5 separate regions of the Homo sapiens genome follow, and all the other regions are linked to region 3. The links are chromatin contacts, found by Hi-C or POLR2A ChIA-PET in ENCODE. All regions are on one chromosome and are shown on one strand. The core of a region is the stretch at or near the end of the contact, and the rest is flanking DNA. Distances in the headings are between cores, read along the strand shown. Region 1 has its middle 230 kb from the start of FAM76B. Region 2 holds the start of AMOTL1 (angiomotin like 1). Region 3 holds the start of SESN3 (sestrin 3). Region 4 has its middle 150 kb from the start of FAM76B. Region 5 has its middle 210 kb from the start of FAM76B.

Region 1 (2,700 bases), core at 135-2,634, 330 kb before region 3:
GCATCAAGAGCATGCCAGCTCTAGGGGTCTTGCTACTTCCACCATGCCCTCTGGTCACCTTAGTTCTAGGCAGCTACTCTTTAGTTTACTCATCCTAATTTCCTCATCCTGGTTAAAAACATCATTATTCTTGCTGGAATATCAACTACTGGCTGACAGCAGTTATCACTCAAGCCTGCCTAACCACTTAAGCTAGAAAGATTAAGAGGAGTTGGAATCCAACAGACTTTAGTTCAAATCTGGGTTAACCAAATAATTCATTATTTGACTTTGGGCAACTTCTTAGCCTCTATGAGCTTTAGTTTCCTTATCTATAGAATGGGGCTTATAATCAGTACCCAATGCAAGTAATTGTTGTTTGGACTAAATACAATCTAAACAACAATAATCATGGTACACCAAGCCTGTCACTCCAGTTTATCATAATGTGACTTCTACTTGATTTTCCCATCTTTCTCCATGATTCCTTCCCCATTCTTATGGAAACTTCCTCATTCTTATGAAACTGCATCAGTTCCAACCTCACAGATGCAGTCACCAATCTGAATGTGCATGCACAGCTCCATCACTGTGACTTTGACTCTATAGTTCCTTTCACCTGAAATGTCCTATTATCCTTCTTCAAGACTCAGCTCAATTTTACCTCTTCTATGAATCGTTCTTTTACCAGGTCAGCTCCTAACTCTTTGATCTCCTGGAGAACTTATGGCTGAAAGCTATCCATTTATCATCCCGTTTTGAACATTTGCTTTCTTTAATATTTTGTATCCCCAACTAGATTGCACCCTCCCTGACCCAGTGTCTTACACATAGATGGCACTCAACAAATATTTGCTAAATGCTTTATTTTCCTTTTATGTCATTGGGTAACACTGAAATTCTAATAACTAAATGTAAAAAGACAACCTACCTCCCCAGCACCATAACCACCACAAAAGGCTGTACAGCTTAAGTTAAGGCCTGTCTTCTGCTTTTGAATTTGCAATTGGAAACATATGGTGATTTGGAACATAGCCATTTTTTTTCTTTTTTTTTTCTGTCTAAAGAAACCTTTAAAGCCTCACTAAATATGTCAAGAAACAGCAATGAAAATGTCAAGAAATTGTAATATTGCTTATTGCAAAACACACACACACACACACACACCCCACTGCTGATGTGTTTATGAAGTTCCAAGTTGAAAAAACAAGGGCTAATTTTAGATTCTGGTTTTTTCCTTCAAGTCATAATAAGAAAAAATACAAACATCAACTGAAACCCCAGTGCACAAAACCTCTTAGTCATACCCAGTAGGCACTTTCAAAAACCAATTTTCTAGAGAAAGGATTGTAATTCGTAGCTCATTGAATCACGAATCCTGCTGCCCTGATGAATAGAAGGGATTGAAAGAACCACCACTGGAGTCCTGTGGCCCAGTCTTGAATGCAGATGTCAAAAATGGGAGCCACGACTTGGATGTTGTTTTCTCACACATTTTCCAGCTCGTTGAAACCCTGCAGTGCTTAAGATGACTTTGAAGACCCCAACTCAGGAGAAAATGAGCAACCCAGTTCTCAGTGACAGGAATGCCAATCTTTTGACATCCTGATAATCATCACAGCAATCAGTGGGGAATCAGGTATTGAAACTTAGACTTCACTGGGGAAATTCCCATCCAGTGCAGAGGAGTCTTTATTAAGAAAGCTCTGACTTTCTAAACACTCTGGTATCAGTAGCTCAATTCTCATTGCGGAAGACAGAGTGGGGAGGCAGAGTGATTGTTTCTGGATAATCCTGCTTTCTCCAGGGGGAATTCCTGACTTCTGGGCTACTGGTGTCCCAGAAGCAATGCCATCCTCTCCAGAACCATCTCAGAAGAATGACATCATCATGCCCTTACTCTTTGTTCTCTCATTTCCCTGCTTTCTTATAAACATCAGTAAATATATTAAAGCCAAGGCCAACAGAACCTTCAAAAAGATGTCTGTGTGTCATAGAATCATGGATCCCTTATGTCTTTACTGGAACTTGCTTTTTTTTTTTTTTTTTACTGTAATCACTGGGGCTTCAGTGATAAGATACCTTCATCACTAGCCAAAACATTATTCAAGAACCAGTCGAAATCTCGGATTCTTTATGAGCCCTTCCTCGGCAACTTTGGTCTTCTGGGAACCTTCTCTCCTCTCAGCCTTAGAAAACGTATTGATTAAACCTTCATTTGTTATTCACTGTGAACTTCTTTATTTTTTTGTGTGGGCAAGACTTTTCTTCTCAAATCGGTAGTGTCTTGTCTTATTTTATCATAAAGTTTAACAGAACCCTGAAGCCAGATGATCTGCGTTCCAGTGTGGCTTTGACACTTTCTAGGTGTGCAACACTGAGCAAGTTACCTAACTTCTCTGTACTTCACTTTCTTTATCTGTAAAATGAGGCTAGTAATGATATCTATCTCATAGAAAGGTAATGAATATTAAAGCAGTTAATCGATGTGAACTGTGTGGAACAGGCCTAGGAGACAGTAAGCACTAAATAATGCTATATATTAACTCCCTCAATACCTCTCACAGCAGTCCATACCATAGCTGATTCATTCATTTAACAAATGTGTATTGAGTGGCTACTATATTTCAGGGACCATTTTACAAGTTAGTAATGCAGGGGTGAACAAAGTTGATGAAGCTATTTCTCATGGAATCTACTCTCCAGAGAGACATATAATAA
Region 2 (2,700 bases), core at 89-2,588, 460 kb after region 3:
TGAAACCCCAGTCCAGGTGATCCACACGCTAGCCCGGCCAAAAGGTATTTGCCACGCGGAGACAGGAAACCAACACCGAAGCCAAAAAGGCAAAAATCTTCGAACAAAAATGGAAAAGGAAAGTCTTCCTAGTCATCAGTAAAGATAGGAAGAGTAGGGTGGGCGAGGCGCGGGAGCTTTGCGCAGATACCCGGGATTCTCGGCCTGGGGCTCTGAGGGGGGAAACTTGGACACGTCGCCGCGAGCGCAGTCCAGGTAGCGGAGGCCCTAGAGGTGCGCGCCAGGGCTCGTCTGCTCTGCCGCCGCGTCCTCCAGCCCGGCCGCCTATGGGGCACGCTCGGTCCCTGTCCCGGCACTAGGCCACCGTTCCGCTCGGCTGTCATCGGCCAACGTACCACTCTCCCTCCTGCCACAAATGTCACATTCCAAGAAAAAACAGTTCCATTTGGAAAGTTTAAATTTTCTCCCCGCGAAAGCAGATTATTGTAAAGGCAGCCCTAACAGGCAAGCGGGAGCTGGATGTAACTCTCCAGTTTGTCAAAGAAACTTGTCTGGGGAGAGAACAAAGAAGGAGCAGCAGCTAACGCGATCCGAGCGTCTGGGGCTGGGGTGCGACCCTTTCGTCGCCCCCACCCGCCAGAGCCGGGTCTGGCCGGCGGGCAGAAAGGGTCCAGTCCACAGCGCCAGAGCCCGTCGGGCGGGCCGGTGCGCGCGCCTTTGTCTCGCGCCGGGGAAAGCTGCACCGGACACCCCCTTCCGTCCCCTCCCTCGCCGCGAGACCCGCGCGCGGGCGCGGGCGCGCCTCGGAGTGTCTGGCCATATGGCTGCGCCCCTCAGGAAAGGCCAGCCCCGCGTCGGGCGCGCAGCACCCCGGGGCCCAAACCCCGGGGCCACAACTTCAGTCAACGTGGGTCGCGGGGCGGCAAGACGCTGAGGCCCGGCCCGCAGGCAACTGGACCTGGAGCGGGGCAAGGGAACCCGCTTAAAAACAACAATCTGGGATCTCAGCCCCGGGCCCCCAGAAGCTGCCCCCTTCCGTGAGCAGCAGGGGCCCGGGGAGCCCGGGGCGACTGGGTTCTTCGCGTGGGAGACTCGGAGACGCCCTCCCGGCACCTCGAGTGGGGGCTGGTTACCTTTCACCGCAGGCTCACAAGTTCCCCGGCGCAACTTTGCCCTCCACATGAGGCGATCATGGCTAGTTCAGTCCCTCGGCTGGGGAAGACGGCTGCCGGGCAGCGCGGGGAAGTGGCGCCGGACAATCAACCCCATTCACACAGGGCTTCACCTCCAGCCCCAAACCCGACAACCGCTGCTGGGTCCTAGAGCTTCTCGCGCGCTCCCGCCGCCGTCCGCGCTCCCCGCTCCCCGCGCGCGGGCCGGGGAGGGTCGCCCGGGCTCGTCACTAGAACCCTACACTCCACCCCCGCCGTGGCGCCCGGCCGCTGGGCCCTAGAGCCCGTCTGCAGACACCCGCCGCCCCTCCCCGGGCCGCGAGACTGCCAGGCTGAAATTGCCCAGAGCTCAAGCTGACGTGTCTCCCTGAGACTTAGGAGGGCGACAGCATCCCTTCCTTTGTCCCCTGCCGGGTTTTGATTAATTTCAGACTCACCAGTTCTCCCTCCACTTTGTCTTCCTTCCCCACCAGCCCAATGCCGGCCAAAATTCTGTTTCCGGATCTGCCCAAAAGTCTAGATTTGCTTAGGTTGGTTTTTTTTCTTCTTAAGTGGAATTTCCAGGTAGAAAGTGGCCACACTTTTCTCAGCATTCCCCAGGCCCCAGTGCTTCCATCACGCACTTGAGATTGGGCGATAAGCTGCTACTATGTGCTCCGTTGACAAACAGAAGGGCCAAAACAGACCTGACAGCCTCGGATATTAAATGTGTTCGCAGAACCGTACATCCTCTGGCCATAAATCCCCAGGCTGTTATCTGCCTGAGTAGAGGTAAAGAAAGTAAGCGACTCTGGGAAAATGTTGCCCCACCTCTTAAAATCAGGCTGTGCTGAGAACTACTCATCCACCTCATTATATTGGTTTATACTGGCGGCTCTCTGGAGCCCTAATCTGGGGTGCCCGAGCCTGCCCCATAGCACTTCTGCCTGGCTTTTTCCGGGCAGCTCTACTGCTTGGAGAAGAGAAAGCTAGGTAACTGTACAGTTGCTGCCCAGGATGTTAGTGGGAGAGTTAGCGCACACCAAGCCTCTCTTATCTGGTGCTCCCTGCCTCTGTTTACCTGCTATCTAGGTCCGGCCTTCAGGGACTCCTCCCTGGATTGTGGCAGTTCCCTAACTAGACTGCCAGCAGTTTTACCTCTCATCAGTTCTGGTGGGTTGCATGTCCTGATTCTGATTCCCCTGATGGGCCCTCCTACTGAGTAAACTCTGCTCTCAAGATAAAGCCCAAATGTAATCATTTAACAATTATTTATGAAATGCCTACTCCATTTAAAGTCATCTACCCTGGTACACACAAAAGAAACTTAGCACACAAAAGAAACTTAGAGCAGCTGACCAGCCCTTCAAGGATCTGTTATCTGTCTAAGAAGACAAGATGTGTGAACAGAAAACAGGCAAGCAACAAAGCAGGAGATCCAAGTACTGCAGATGCCTGGGAAGGGCGGAGAGAGGCACTGACTACACAGAAGGAAAAGCCTGGGAGGGTGGTGGAGTTCAGACACAGCAGAAAGAGGAAAAGGCAGCAC
Region 3 (2,700 bases), core at 1-2,500:
TAGGCGATGCAAGTTATCTCTGGGGCCCGGAGGACACGAGTGAGGACCGGGCACCAATCAGGTTCTCGCTCTGCGCCGGCCTTTGTTCTCACTCGGGAGCAGGTTGCGGGCGTCTAGCATCGGGAACCCGCATTCGACTCGGACGCGCATTGCTAGCCCCTTCGGGAGACCTGGCTCCCCTACCCGTCTGTCCCGCCACACTCGGTCAGCCTGCGCTTTCCCCAGTCAAGTCTGCCTTCTCTCCGCAGAACGTGGACGCTAAAACCCTGACTTACCATTTTAAGCTTTAGAAGAGGTAGGTTTGTCCCAATAGTTTTAAACGACAATTTGTTCTCTGAACCTTCCTTTCTGAGCAGGGCGCTGTGCTCTGCATGTATCCGAACAGCTGCCTCAGGAAGGTCTTTTGGGTGAGAAAACAAGCCCCTTTGGCCTTTTAGTGCTGGACAAGTAAATGAACTTACATCTCTAAGATAACTGCTAGAAGGTGCTTCACAAACAAGAGGAAACCGCTAAACCAGAGGTTTTGTGTCTCTCCCCTCAAACTCGATTACTTGCGTAAATATATATATAACTCAGACATTTATCCCCTATCCGCCTCCCAAGCCTCAAGTAACTGAAATCTTTGCAAAACAAGGTTCACAATAAATGATGCGTAAAGTTCTTTGAGATCCCTGGATACAAAGTACTACATAACTGCAGTCTTCTTTACAGCTAAAGTTAGATTTTGGTGGAGAGAAAGCCTAACCACTGCCCTGAAGGAAGGAACATTTAATCCTCCCACTCCCCTCCCCCTTTCTCGAGAGATCAGGAAATATTTAGCTCAATCTTAGACTCTCTAGCGAGCTCTAGCTCCCAACTATTTATCTCATTCTCCTCACCACTTCTGCAGGGACCTAGAGAAGGGGGCGTAGCTTATCTTGGGGGTGGGGCTTGGAGGGCAGTATATTTGCATATGACACACCCTCGTCCTCTTATTGGCAGAGGAGAGCAAACTGTTCCCTGCTACCCTACTACTTAGCTAACCGCCACCTCCCTTCAGTTCCGAGCCTCGGAGATAAACTTAACTTGCCCGGAGATTCAAGGCTTCCTCGGCCCCTGCGATTGGCCGGCGCGACTCCCAGTCGGGCTCTCGTTGCTCATTGGCTGCGGGCTAGCGCCCTGGGGGCGTAGCCGGAGCTGTCCGATTGGCGGGAGGGGCGGTACCGGAGCGTGGAGGTGGTGAAGGTGGTGGGGCGGCGGAGGCGGGGCCGCACTGAGGCGCTGCGGCGGCGGTGGTGGCGGTGGCAGCGGTGGCGGCTGCTCGTCCTAGCCTGGCGGGGGCGGGGGTCTGGAAGATGGGGGCGGGTGGAACAACGGGCCGGTGAGGAGCAGCCGCCGCCGTCTCCGCCGTCGCTGGGGCAGCTGCCGCGGTGGTCGCCTCTGGCAGTGCCGCTAGCTTTCAGGCAGTCGCCTCTCCTCCCGACATCCCGCCTTGAGGAGGCTGAGGCGGAATCGCGGCTGGCGGCGGGGGGACGGACCGGCCCTGCAGTGGCCGCAGTGACAGCCCGGACCCGGCCCTCCGCCCGCTCTCGCCTCGGCGCCCGCAGCCACGATGAACCGGGGCGGCGGCAGCCCGTCGGCCGCCGCCAACTACCTGCTCTGTACCAACTGCCGGAAAGTGCTGCGGAAGGTACGGGTTCGGCCCGGGGTCCTGCCGGCGAGGGTCGCTTCCTGCCGGCCGGGGCTCGGGCGGCTCGTCCCCGGGCGCGCACTGGGGGAGGCTGAGAGGGATCCCCGGGCACCGTCCCTCCGCAGGGACTGAGAAAGGGGGCGTGGGTTGAGGGCAGGAGGGTTTGGACTACTGCGGCTTTTTATTTCCGCCGGGACAGACCCAAGTCTGGAGGGGTTGGGATATTTTTTCTTCCCTTGTTCCTTTTATTTGGTGCCTTTGCTCTCCTTTACGGCTCATTTCCCTACCTTGCTACCCCGGGTCGGCTCCTTGGGCGGAGGGCGGGAGGGATCCGTTCGATCCTCCTCCCTGTGCAGTTTAGCTGTTGATGGAGGTCGGTGTGAAATCAGAGCAGCTGGGTCGGATCCCGAGGAACCTGGCCCCTCTTTGCTGTGGCTAACTCTTGCGAGTGTTGTTTTTGTTTATTCGGTTGCTTCTGCCTTGCGCGCCTTGCTCAACAACCCCCGTTTTCAAATTGTTTGGATGGTAGTCCTGTGTCTGTAGTTCAGTCTCGAAAGGAACCAGTAAAGCATCTTGAACTTTATGCCCATGGGAAATGCAATTCGACCTGGCCAGTTCCTGAGGCTGGGGTTGGGGGAGGAGAAGACTGAGGTGGATGTGGGTTATTCCTCCTTAGCACCCCCCTGCCCCCGTGTTGATCCAGAAAAATGAGGCGCACCATCAGTTTATTGCTGCTTCCTAGAGTGACTGATAGAAAGTTTACTCCAGTATTGTTTAGCTTACTTGGCTTAATCGCCCCGCGGGGAAGGGCGAGAGGGATGGGGAAGGGAATGAAAAAAAGGTCTCTAGACTTTTTGATCAGATTTTAACAGCTGCCCCAAAGTAATATTATAATCAGTTTATTCGTATTCAAACTCTATTTTTACATTTTATTAAGTGGAAACGTTAGGTGAGATGCTTCTGTTTGTTCACTACAAATGAATTAAAATTGCTGAGCTGTGCAAATGCATCGGGACTGAAAGCGGAGATGA
Region 4 (2,700 bases), core at 44-2,543, 410 kb before region 3:
TGCCTGTTTTTAGACTTGAAGTGAATGTAAATATGTGGTACAGACTCTTTTGTGTCTGTGAGGGTCATTCCTTGTGCTGTATGTTGTAATGGGTTTGTTCATTTTCATTCCTTCATACTATTCTACCATAGTCATACCACTATATATTTATCCCTTCTTCTCTTGAGAAACATTTGAATTGTTTTCAAATTTTAGCTATTATGAATAATGCTGCTATGAAGATTTATGTACATGTTTTTTGGTTCAAATCTGTTGCATATCAAAATGAAGTTGCTGAGATTTGAGTCCGTGTATTTCCAGCTTTAGTAGACACTGTCAAGGTTTTCCAAAGTTGTTCTAACAATTTTATTTCCAGGAGCAGTATTTGGGTCCACTGATCCATCATTGCCACATTGCCAATTACTTGGTGTTGTCTATTTTTGTTGTTTTCAAAAATTTGGCCATTCGGGTACATATGTAGTCTTACGGCATTGTGGGTTTTGTTTGCATTTCTCAGATGATAATTGAGATTCAGCATGTTTTCATACAATTATTAGCCATTTTCATGTTTTCCTTGTGAAAGGGTATTTTTTTTTGTCTATTTTTGTGATTGGGTAGAAAAATGATACCATCAGCTCATGTGATTATCAATCTCTTTGGCATTTTTATCTCTAAGCTTAAAATAATTTTAAAAATACACTGATTTTGTTCATCTCTCTCTTGTGAGCTTCAGCAGTACAACTCCATTCACCAGTCAGAGCTCTCCTGGATGAACTGATCGAATGGAAGCCACAAACTAGCCAAACTAAGGACATGCCTGTAGGCCTGACAGTCCTGCCAAGGAAGGTCTTGGCTGAGACAAAGTTGTAATCCTTCCTCCTCTCTCTCTTCCTTTTAGCTACAAAATCAACAGATAAATAAACATTTCTAGAATTTTCTGTCCTGGTACCATAGCTTAATACATGTTGGCCATTGGCATAAATGTTTTCCAAGATGTTTATTTATCAGATTACTTTATGAACTAATTTGCTGCTTGAAATGACTACCTAGTGAAGTAAGAATTTAATTTTAGGGAGTCTCACAGATAATAGATAAAAGGCATAGTCTTCTGTTCTTTTCCTTCATGCCATTGGTAAGAGCTGTAAGACCAGTATTTTCCTTCCTCATTGGTTTTTGGCCACCTTTGCTGGTGCAACATCACATGCAATATAAAGCCTAAATCACCTTTCTTACTCTCAGGCTTCCTCACGAAACCAAAGCCTACTTGTGCAATGTTTCATTTTTACTTTCATGCACCACATCCTCCTCCTGCCCTTATTACATAACTGTTGAGAGCCCTATGTACTCGTTCCACCTCAGGCTATGTCATCACCTCAAGCCTTGGATGCTGTCCATGTTTGGATGGGCAACCTCCAAGGTGCATTTCATCTGCCCATGCTGTGCTTAGTGCCGCCAAATGTAGGGCCCCTGCCAGTGATGCATACTTAGGCTAATGGCCTATGGGCTTCTGGGAAACAAAAGGGCAGGTAATGGAGGGCAGCCATCAGAAATTGGCAGGAAACAAGGCTCTTTTTGAGCAAAACCTTTAAGAAGAACATGAATCAAATAGAATCTCAGAGGCTCTGGAAATATGATTGTGTTCTCATTTATATCTCTCAAGTAGAAAGAAATTGAAATAGATGGCTGGGATCCCAAATTTCCAAGTCCTTGACCTCCACTGTTGAAGGAACAGGAGGAAGAGATAATAGCAGGGACACACAGGGCAAATGCGCTCTGTTGCCCTTTATAAAACTTTAGTTTCAAACCTTATGTTCTGAAACAATAACAAATAGGCCAATTTTTCCTTCTATAGAGCAGTGCTTTTTGAATTTAAAGTTGGTGATTATGACTTCCTTGAGTTGTCTAATGAACATTTGAAAGTTGAATTGGGAATAAATTCGGAGATTCTTTGACCAATCAGTGAAATGTATGAGGCATGTATTAATAGTAAATTCCTCACATTATGTGCTTAGGGGTAGAAAAAATAATAACAGCCAACACGTGTATAGTGCTTACTTTGTGCCAAGCACTGTTCTAAAGGCTTAATCCTCAAAACAACCCTTTGCTGTATGTACTCTTATGATCCCATTATACAGATGAGAAAGATAAGGCTTAGAGGGGGTAAGTAGCAAAACCCAAGGTTACATGCTGAAGGAGTCACAGAGCTAGGATTCATATCCAGGCACTCTGGCTCCCTAGTCTATGTTCTCAGCCCAATAAACAATAAACTAATGCTGCCTACCTAAAAAGAAGTAATAGATTTCTTCTTTGAGAATATTGCAAATGAGATAATATTAACTATACATAATACATGTAGCTATGTCCTAAGAGAGATAATGGTCTGGGCTAAAATGGATAAAGAAGATGAAATACGAAGGAGCCAAGCCTCAGAAATTATGCAGAATTTCAATAGGTGCAGAGGAAGGTGAAGGTTTAGGATGTTTGTGGACCTTTAGCATCCCTACCCCCAGTAATTGCCAGTAGGAATCATCAAGCTTGTTGACTACCAAAAGCTTCTCTACATGTTTACAAAAGCTCCTCACTGAGAATAGCTGAGCTATAGGTACAGTGGTTGGAACAGTGGTACTCATGTGCATCAGGATTACCTGGAGCTCTTGTTAAAATTCAGACTGCTGGCCCTCACTTCCAGATTTTCTGATTTAGTAGGTCTAGGATGACGTC
Region 5 (2,700 bases), core at 1-2,500, 350 kb before region 3:
AGTAAGTCTTAGTTAAGGAACAGACATGTTCCTGATTGAATTTCAGAATTGCCATGAAGCAGGGGCTGACATATGCCTTGTATCATGCCTTGCCTCTTTTTAATATCTTGGGTATTTGTGGTGTTTGTAAGAATGATAGAAAAAGTGTACCTTTGGTTTATAAGTATTCAGATTGAGAAGACCCATATCGAAGGAACTGGACCTATGGAGACTTATTTGCTTCTGGATTTAATTTGGATGATGAGATTCTGAACCTCAGACCTAAATCTGATGGTCTTCTGAAGGAGGTTGGAGGTGAATATATTTACATGTATGAGACATTAAAAAAATTTGTGATGGTAGAGATGACTGTGGCAGTTTAAAAACATAGCTACAAATTCTTTAACACTCCTTCTACTGAGAGGTAGGGTCTAAGTCCCCTCTTGTTGAACCTGGGAAGACTTGTGACCAGTAGAATTCAATTATCCCCAGCAAGGAAACAGACAAGTTACTGAAGCCATCTGGGATCTTACAGATGAATCTGTCCCCTAGCTGCATATTGCCCAGTGATCTTTATTAACACCATGTGAAAGAAAAGAATTACCTAGCTGACCCCTGCCAAAATTCTTGACCCATGAACCAACAGATATAAATAAATGGCTGTTGTTTCAAGCCACTGCATTCTGGAGGTAGTTTGTTACACAGCAATATGTAACTGGAACACCGTCAAGACTGGCTTTAAATGCGCTGTCTCTGTGCTTCTATGAAACCCTGTCTTTTTAACCACACTGTAGTGAAATTACCTATTCACTGGTCTTTATCATCTTCCTAGTGAAAATTCCCTGAGGGTGAGGATGGTATCAAGAACAGTGGCTTTCATAGTAAGCACTCGATATGCTGGGGTTTTTTTCCTTCTCCCACCCAATGACTTGCTCTAATTAGCTGCATAGCCAAGGCCATAGTAAATGGAGATTCTTAAACATGTTTAGCTTTGTTTTTCTGTTCTTGCTAGGCTGAGTTTGGTTCCTCTGACTTCCACAGTTCCTGTAGGTCTGCTCTGTCTGTGAATATTTATGTGAGGGGCACCCACTAAAATAAGAAACAGGTCCAGGGTTGTTAATTCCTCTAGAAACACACATGGATCTGAAACCAAAGTGGATAATTACCGTGCAGAAACATGTTTGGAGTTTTGCCTCTCCCAGAACCTTTGAAAAATAGAACATAATGTGTAGCCAAACCCCAAACACCCCCGGGTTTGCACATCTCTAGTAATCCCATCCAGACACACTTACTTTCACATAATGGATTTCTGGTTCCAAGATTTTTCCAGTTTGAAAAACAACTCCTAGGAAGAATCGCTCTTCTGTGAGCAGTAGCCTATCTGATACTCCCACAGCTGCATGGTCACCCCAGAAATTTTAGGCCTGACCCTCAACCTTCCTGTCTGAAAAATACTCTGTTTAAATGTATGATGAGTCTACCTTTTCAGAAATCCTGGGATCAACCAGGCTTGGATCCAGCTCTGTCACTTACCAGCCATGTGACTTTCAGCACGTTTCTTAATCTCTCTTAGTCTGTTTTCATATAAGGAGAGAATAATGGTGTCCTCTTACAGGATTCTTGCAAGCATTAGATGAGCTAATGCATGTAGAACACTCAGCCATGTACTGGCACATATAGTCTCTCAATAAACTAATGAATGCTAGCTAGTTGTTGATATAACTGACACAACCTTCCCTGCTCTGCTCGCTCAATAGGGAATTATCAAACTAGATGGAGCTGAAATCTCCTGAAAATTGCCTGACTTGGTTCAAAGACGTGGGATTGGTCACAATGACCCTGGAAACCTATTAGGTTGCTTTTTAGAGGAAAAGTGCCAAACCAGCACTTGGTATTAAGTGTAAGGAGAGTGATAATATAGAGGAAAAAAAAAAATCCCAGTTTATTTTTCTGTAGTTCATGACCTGCCCCCATTTTCCTGTGATCTCTTCTTTTACCCGGTCAAATACAAACTTCTGTAGTGACAATGACCATATTTTCTGAACTGCAAATAAAGATCCATGGTCTCACAAATACAACTGTTCCTAAGGGGGAAACATGACTCAATATTTTAAATTGTGACTGCTCTAGAAAAATGTGGGACATATGGTGACCATACCCATGGTTCTCAAAGCCAGATGCTGACTGGCTCCAAGAGAAGAAAACCAAAACAATCAGAAATCCCTTCTATTTGCCAAAACAAATCTTGTGTCTCTCCCGGTGTTATTCCTGTAGCTATCTTTGTTTGAATTGGGCCTGTTCACCAGTTCCATTTCTGCTACCATCTCAGGGGAGGAGGGAAAGAAAATAGCTTCACGTTCACTCATGTTAGCATGGAATTCTTTTTTTGGGTGAATTTTAGGAGAAAAGGAAATTTGAAAACCTTTTTTATTTTGTGTTGTTTTTTCTTTCTTTTTTTATTTAGAGAGTCTTCAACTATACTTTTCCTTCTGGTCCTTCAATAATGAATAACAGTAATAATAATGTTGCTATTATTATTAAATGCATTCTATGTAATGGGCATTCATCATGCATTTGCTTCCAAATACACTTAATCTTCACAATGGACTTGCAAGGTAGATGCCATTGTTCTCAGTTTACAGGTTAAGAGCCTAATATGTTGAGTGGCTAAGAAACTTATCCAGGTTCACATAATTAATAAGTGATAAACTAGGAATTTGA

What was found. A loop is a pair of places that touch in the nucleus more often than their neighbours do. ChIA-PET counts read pairs that join two places held with the same protein, here RNA polymerase II (POLR2A). Pooled maps may share reads with other maps.
Region 1: a loop to region 3 is called in a map of GM12878, with 3 times the contacts of the local background. The contact joins the enhancer-like site here to the promoter of SESN3 in region 3. A Hi-C loop is called at or near these places in 5 of 168 maps with a recorded cell type or tissue (GM12878, aorta, ascending aorta and 2 more), 17 of 37 single-sample maps with no recorded cell type and 19 of 50 pooled maps. POLR2A ChIA-PET finds 5 or more read pairs at or near these places in 11 of 52 experiments (CD4-positive, alpha-beta T cell, CD4-positive, alpha-beta memory T cell, GM12878 and 7 more).
Region 2: a loop to region 3 is called in a pooled map, with 19 times the contacts of the local background. The contact joins the promoter of AMOTL1 here to the promoter of SESN3 in region 3. A Hi-C loop is called at or near these places in 3 of 37 single-sample maps with no recorded cell type and 3 of 50 pooled maps. POLR2A ChIA-PET finds 5 or more read pairs at or near these places in 1 of 52 experiments (activated T-cell).
Region 4: a map of naive thymus-derived CD4-positive, alpha-beta T cell shows a loop between it and region 3 (8-fold over the local background). The contact joins the enhancer-like site here to the promoter of SESN3 in region 3. A Hi-C loop is called at or near these places in 2 of 168 maps with a recorded cell type or tissue (chondrocyte and naive thymus-derived CD4-positive, alpha-beta T cell), 1 of 37 single-sample maps with no recorded cell type and 13 of 50 pooled maps. POLR2A ChIA-PET finds 5 or more read pairs at or near these places in 6 of 52 experiments (CD4-positive, alpha-beta T cell, CD4-positive, alpha-beta memory T cell, HEK293 and 2 more).
Region 5: a map of mammary epithelial cell shows a loop between it and region 3 (2.6-fold over the local background). The contact joins the enhancer-like site here to the promoter of SESN3 in region 3. A Hi-C loop is called at or near these places in 5 of 168 maps with a recorded cell type or tissue (MCF 10A, aorta, ascending aorta and 2 more) and 13 of 50 pooled maps. POLR2A ChIA-PET finds 5 or more read pairs at or near these places in 6 of 52 experiments (CD4-positive, alpha-beta T cell, CD4-positive, alpha-beta memory T cell, MCF 10A and 2 more).

The regions. Positions count from the first base shown.
Region 1 is chr11:95,555,380-95,558,079 of GRCh38, reverse strand. No RefSeq gene overlaps it. Among named protein-coding and RNA genes, the nearest start is that of FAM76B, 230 kb to the left of the region's middle. Within about 2 kb of position 1,384, at least 2 of the 41 ENCODE cell types and tissues checked have a DNase peak (open chromatin) inside an H3K27ac peak, as active enhancers do; they include GM12878, where a contact is called at or near this core.
Region 2 is chr11:94,766,994-94,769,693 of GRCh38, reverse strand. It overlaps AMOTL1 (angiomotin like 1), which reads right to left and starts at 1,338. Exons shown (of 13, transcript NM_130847.3): 1 at 1,134-1,338. The coding sequence starts at 1,182.
Region 3 is chr11:95,229,752-95,232,451 of GRCh38, reverse strand. It overlaps SESN3 (sestrin 3), which reads left to right and starts at 1,250. Exons shown (of 10, transcript NM_144665.4): 1 at 1,250-1,669. The coding sequence starts at 1,592. LOC100129203 (a long non-coding RNA gene) reads right to left here and starts at 2,266. Exons shown (of 6, transcript NR_110295.2): 1 at 1,957-2,266; 2 at 879-1,327; 3 at 276-400. RefSeq lists enhancers at 1-231, 232-871 and silencers at 1,227-1,376, 1,387-1,696.
Region 4 is chr11:95,640,329-95,643,028 of GRCh38, reverse strand. No RefSeq gene overlaps it. Among named protein-coding and RNA genes, the nearest start is that of FAM76B, 150 kb to the left of the region's middle. Within about 2 kb of position 1,293, at least 5 of the 41 ENCODE cell types and tissues checked have a DNase peak (open chromatin) inside an H3K27ac peak, as active enhancers do.
Region 5 is chr11:95,575,206-95,577,905 of GRCh38, reverse strand. No RefSeq gene overlaps it. Among named protein-coding and RNA genes, the nearest start is that of FAM76B, 210 kb to the left of the region's middle. Within about 2 kb of position 1,250, at least 3 of the 41 ENCODE cell types and tissues checked have a DNase peak (open chromatin) inside an H3K27ac peak, as active enhancers do; they include mammary epithelial cell, where a contact is called at or near this core.